Regions from separate parts of the Mus musculus genome. Here region 1 is linked to region 2. A link is a loop called in an ENCODE intact Hi-C map of the cell type or tissue named here. Cell type or tissue: heart. All regions are shown on one strand. Links, peaks and the distances in the headings refer to the core of each region. The heading gives the core; the rest is flanking DNA.

Region 1 (2,939 bases), core at 229-2,728, 140 kb after region 2:
GGTAATAGTCACTACTAGTCTTAATGACTAATTTTTCTCCCAAGCACTTCTCTATGTGCATGCTTCTAACAACGCCTAACTATGGCTGCCAGGGTCTGTGCCTTCCCCTAAATCTGATGCAATCCTCAGGAGAGAGTAGGACAAGGTTCTTGGGACATGGATCTTAAGTGGAGAAGCTGAATCAAATAATATCTAAAATAAATATGACATTGACACTTACTTTATCTTTATGTCAAATATTAAACTCAAGACAATAAGCTTCTTTGAGCTTCTTGTCCTCCCTAACCCCTTGGTAAATATTTTGTAACCTATATATACAATATATATTGCCATAAAAAGACAGGGTCTGATATGGGAATATCTCCTCTGGAAGCTAAGTTTAGTAACTGAATATCAAATAAAATAGATGTGTTTGCCAGTGATCAACTATGCTACTTTATACACACACCAGTATTGTCTTGAAGTAAGAATCCATATATGAGAAAATAACCTCCAAATGTTTGTCTGTAAATAAAATTTAAATTAGAAATTTCTAGAAAAAGTTCAAGACCATTTTTGATGGCTTCCTCTCTGAGCTTGTGTTCTTGAATTCAGCAGAAAACTCTGCTACAGCAAGTCACATGAAAGAAGACAGCATTCAGCACTGCTGCTTTATTTCTGCATCAGGCCCTGCACTCATGACCCACCATATCATGGTTCTCTCCTGGCAGTTTTTAAGATGATTATTGGCAATATGGAAGTATATATCAAATAAACCCTTTTTTGTTCATACTTCATGGTAGAAATAGTAACACTAACTAAAGCAAGTTAGTAGGAAGACTTTGGAGTAATGTTGTGACAGGACAGACTGTGTTTTAGCATGAGTTTTGTAATTTAGGGCTAGAAAATAAAATAGCGTGTTGAGAACTCAATGTGGTGTTCTTTTGGAGTTTGAATGACAAGCATGTTTGAGAGTAGTCTCGTGGATAGAGTCCTGGCTTATGAATTTTCAAAGGGAAATTTAAAATTCGATGGGGCCATTAGGTATTTTGATTTAAGATTCTGTCATTAAGTTATTTGTTGATATTTTGATCTGTAATTAACAAGATATAATAAATATCAAATGCACACCTTTGCTTTTTGGGAACACTAAATTCTGGTCAGCTGGATCTGAGAAATTAGCTTTGATTAACAAGAGACCAGCATCACTGAGAGGAAATCTTCTGGAAGGTGTTTATTGACAATCATCACATTGAAGCTTTGTTCTAGATAGGACTGCAGTTCTTATCTCATACTGGTAGCCAAAAGTGGTAACTTAATAGGCACACAGGCAGTATTAGTTTTGAATGCATGACAAGGTCATGGAGAGCAGCTGAGGCTAGAGACTGTGTAGGCTAGGAGAAGATACTTATGTAATTTTAGCCTCATTGACAGTTTAAAGCCTATGACTGAAGGGGCCATGCAAACATGTTTAAGGTTGGTACCTTGAAGACACCCTGTTACAGGCTAGCATTTAAAATATAGCTCAGGTGTTTTTGGAGGTGCTAGTACCAGGGTACTACACAACACCTGTAGTGGAGTGGAGCCTGCCAGAACCTTGGAGAAAAACTGAATGTGCTCCAAAGGGCAGAGTTGGAAAAATGATAAAAGCTATTTGGAGTAGCCCAGAATATCATGACAAAATCCTATATAATTGAAAATTAAGTAATTAGGAGTGTTGAAACTTGAATCTGCTCGAGTTGCATTGTGACTGTGCTACACCTGAAAGACTGAATATTTAAAAGAAAATTTTAATTTCTAGTGGGAGTTTATTTTTAGTATTTTACCTATTTTACATCATGACCATAGTTTCCTCTACATCCTGTCATTCTAGTCCTACCCAACCTCTGTGCCCAACACTACTCCTCCTATTCTCTTCAGAGTAGGCCAATTTTGATTGGTACTGACCAGCCATGGTATATAAACTTGAATAATAAATAGGTACCTCTTCTCAAAGGCTAGACAAGCTAACAAAATAGGGCAAAAGATCCCATAGGAATCTTACTAGAATAGAAACATCCCCTGCTCCCTGATACAAGTAATATAACAGCAACAAGCTACACAACCATACCATATATGTAATTGAACTCGGTCAGACCCATGTATACTACCTTATTTTCAGTTTAATTCTTGTGAGTTGTCAATAAGTAATGGTCATTATCCTCTTGGCAGTTTCTTTCGGTGCTCTTGACCTATCTGGTTCTTACCAACATCCCTCATTATTTTGCAGATGCTAGAAACCATAAGAAATATTTGGCTGTCTGTATCTGCTTAGGGTCTATGCATTGCTTTCATCTGTTTTTGTGTGAAGCATCTCTAATTACCAGTTGGGCTAGATAGTAAACTGTGAGCATTGCATAATATATTTAGCAATCATTCCTTTTTTCCAATAATATTTGGTTCTATAGTGGGTCTATGGAATATCCAATGTCTGGCTCTAGGATCTCCGGGCAGTATAAAAGGTGGGCTCATTCTAATGGCATGAATCTCACGATGGACCAGGCATTAGTTGATCACTCTAATATTTTCTGTGCAGCTTATACCCAAGCATATCTTGTGAATATGAAGAGGTGTAGGTCAGAGATTTTGTGCCAGGGTTTGTGCCCCAATCTCTCTACTAGATGTCGTCCTTGGTTAATTACAGGAGATGACCAGTTCAAATTCCATAACCCCTGTTGCTAAGAAATCTAGCTAATGTAACCCTTCTTGATTTCTGGGTGGTTTCACTGCCCTAGGCTTCTTGCTCTTCTCAGAGATGGCACCCAGGTTACAGTTTTCTGTTACTCCATCATGTACAACACCAGATTCTTTCTGTTGCCATCCCAACTCTCCACATTCTTGCAGTCCCCTCTCCCTATCCACCAATGATTTCTATTCTGTTTCACCCTTCTAAGTGAGAGGTGACATTCCATACTTGGGCA
Region 2 (2,939 bases), core at 155-2,654:
CTGCTCACTTTCTCCTTCCAGGTCACCCTCTCCCACAATCCTCCCTCTCACACTCCTGCCATTCCACTCTGAGAGGATGATACCCAGATATACTGCACCCTGGAACATCATGTTTGTGAGGCTACTAGCATATTCTTCCACTGAGGCCAGACAAGTTTGCCCAGATTGAAGAAAATATTCTATGCACAATCAATATATTTTGGGATTACTCCAACGTCAATTATTCAGGCCCACATGAAGACCGATATGCACATGTGAGGATAGGTCTAAGAAAACCAGTGTATGTTCCTAGACTGTTGGTTCAGATTTTGAGGACACCAAGGGTTCAGGTTGGTTGACACTGTTGGTCTTCCTTTGTATTCCTGTTACCTTCAAGGACTTCACTCTACTCTTCCATTGGAGACCTTAATCTCCATCAATTCTGTGTATGGGTGTCTACATCCCCATGAGTGAGCTGCTAGATGGAGTTCCTTAGAAGGCAGCTATGCTATACACTTTTCTGCTAGTAAATTAGAGTATAATTAATAATGTCATGGGTTAGTTCTTGCCTACAGGATAGGTCTCAAATATAGGGTGTACATTGATTGGTCATTCTCTCAGTTAAAGACCAAAGTTTTAATGTGTTTGATCTGGTAAATAATGGGAATTTTAACATTATTTATATATTCCATCTGAGATTTTGGGGTGAATAAGAAATGAATAGGTTGTCTTAATGGCAATTTGTTTTATTGACAAGTAAACCAGGAGTAATATGTGCTGGCTAAGCTTCTGCAATCTGGCACATAAACTATTGATTTCTGACAGGAAGGAACCTCCCTTGAAAAAAAATGCTTTTAAAATATCTATCTGTAAACCATTTTTCTTAATTAGTCATTAACTGGAGTGTTCTATTACATTGTGGGTTGTTCAATCCCATGGAAAAATTTCAAGGGTGGTATGGAAATCATAGTGCACAAGCCAAGGGAAGGACATAACTAAATATCATCCCACTATGTGTCTGCATTAAGGAGCTAGCCCTGTTTGACAGTGAATGGAAGTATATGACAAATAATTACTTTCTGTCCTGCTTTGGATTTTGGGAGTCATGGAGTTTCATTAGAGTAGTAGAAACTATAACTGAGATGTCAAACATGGTTTAAATTGTGACTGCTTGAGTTTGTGTTCCATGAAAACAATAAGACTCAGGAATTGTTGAGAAATGCAGATTTTGTAAACAAAGTTAGATCCACCTGTTCTACTGGTTCAATAATCACATAAAGGTTAGTCTTCTTCATTAATACTCCAGAGGCAAACTCTTCTCTTCATAGAAAATTCAAAAAAGATATACACAGTAGTGCGCTTAAATAATCTCCTAGATAAAAATTCATGAAGTCATTCTTCTAAATAAAGGTATTAATCATGTTAAATAATTTTAATCTACGAAATATAGTACAGTAATAATTGTTTTATTAAAGGGGAAAAGCTAAGAGAAACAAAACATAATGACCAAAAAGATCATGAAGTAATGGTAAACAAAATATTTTTTAGAATTTCAATCAAATATAAATCATGATAATTGTAATACTCAAGTGATTATTTTGTGCTTTTTTTGGCAAACAACTAAAATTGGGTAGTGCAAATGGAGAAACTACATTAGACTCATTTTCTCTAATTTAAATTTCAATACAAACAGCTTACTTTTCTTCAAAAGGCTCAGTGTATTTAAGTGTACTAAATTATGACACATTGTAGATAACTGTGAACTATTTTATATATGCCGTTATTTTAAATGCTCTGACAGAAAAATAGTTGTATTGTGTGACATTATGGTAGCTATAACTTTAGTAAAGAATATCAAATCCCTAGTTAAGGAACTGTGTGTTCTGAACATTTTTGTCTTCTTCCTTGTTTACACAGGTGCACTGTTATGTGTAACAAGCCATAAGGAATAATTTTTATCTTAACACATAGAACCATCTGGGGATTGAAATAATTATATCCAAAGAAGGCTTGACTCACTCAAACTTCCAAAGTTTTCAAAAGCCATTCTCTATTTACTACACGCTGGCATCACAGGTTACAATACAATATGTGTTACCATCTCAGCTTGCCACGTGTGTAAGATGTAAAAATAAATAGAAATTGCTGCCCTATAATTTATATCACAACAGTGTTCCTGGTATTCTTGCTCTTAGAAACGATATGCCCCTCTATATCAGAATGTTCCCTGGGATTATGTGCAGGGGCAATGTTGAAGATCTATATGCTGGGCCTAAGTTTCAACAAAAATCTTGTTCCCTGTATGTAACCTAGTTGTGGTGACCTGTGATGCTATCAGTTATTGCAAATGGACATTACTGATGTGGATGATGCTTACACTTATCTGTGGTTGTAGGAATAAGGCTTAGAACTTAGTAAGGGATAATGGGGTATAAAAATTAAAGGTAGTATATTCTTTTCTTTATCTGTAACAACACTATTCCTGGAATATTGTTTAGGTTTCTATTACAAGGTATGATTTCTTTATGTTCAGAGTTGACCACCACCATATTCGAGTGTGAATTATTTGACATTCCTCAATATTTAATCATGTTGATGATGACCTCAAGTATATAGATGCTGTTGCACCTGGGTAAGAACTTTGAGTGCTTCATCTCCCTTAGAATTTTTGTTCAGTATTTTGTAGTACTGTGTTAGTTACTCTGTAGGAAGGAGGCTTTTATATTTGCTCCAAATCACATTTTCTGACTCCTACGTTTAAGGTGTCTTCAACTCTCTGATTTTTAAGCTTTAAAAGATAAAAGTATACACTGTATAATCTATGTATTCTGGAGAATTATCAGGTCTAATTTGATGTACCATCCTTTAAAAATATTTCTTATGCCTGGAGCTAGAATGTTTATTGGTTTATGTTTTTTTTGTGGGAATTATTAGACCAAGTAGTATCAGTTCCTTTGAGA

Evidence for each region. Hi-C counts contacts between places; a loop is a spot of excess contacts. Peaks named below come from ENCODE experiments on the same cell type or tissue, not always from the same donor. Only the 100,000 strongest peaks of a DNase experiment are listed, where the experiment ranks them.
Region 1: a loop joins it to region 2, with 2.9 times the contacts of the local background. A loop is called at or near these places in 4 of 42 quality-filtered maps.

The regions. Positions count from the first base shown.
Region 1 is chr17:38,613,647-38,616,585 of GRCm38, reverse strand. No RefSeq gene overlaps it. Among named protein-coding and RNA genes, the nearest start is that of Esp31, 24 kb to the left of the region's middle. In heart, for the core only: no CTCF peak of the experiment used is centred there; no DNase peak of the experiment used is centred there.
Region 2 is chr17:38,753,726-38,756,664 of GRCm38, reverse strand. No RefSeq gene overlaps it. Among named protein-coding and RNA genes, the nearest start is that of Esp31, 120 kb to the right of the region's middle. In heart, for the core only: no CTCF peak of the experiment used is centred there; no DNase peak of the experiment used is centred there.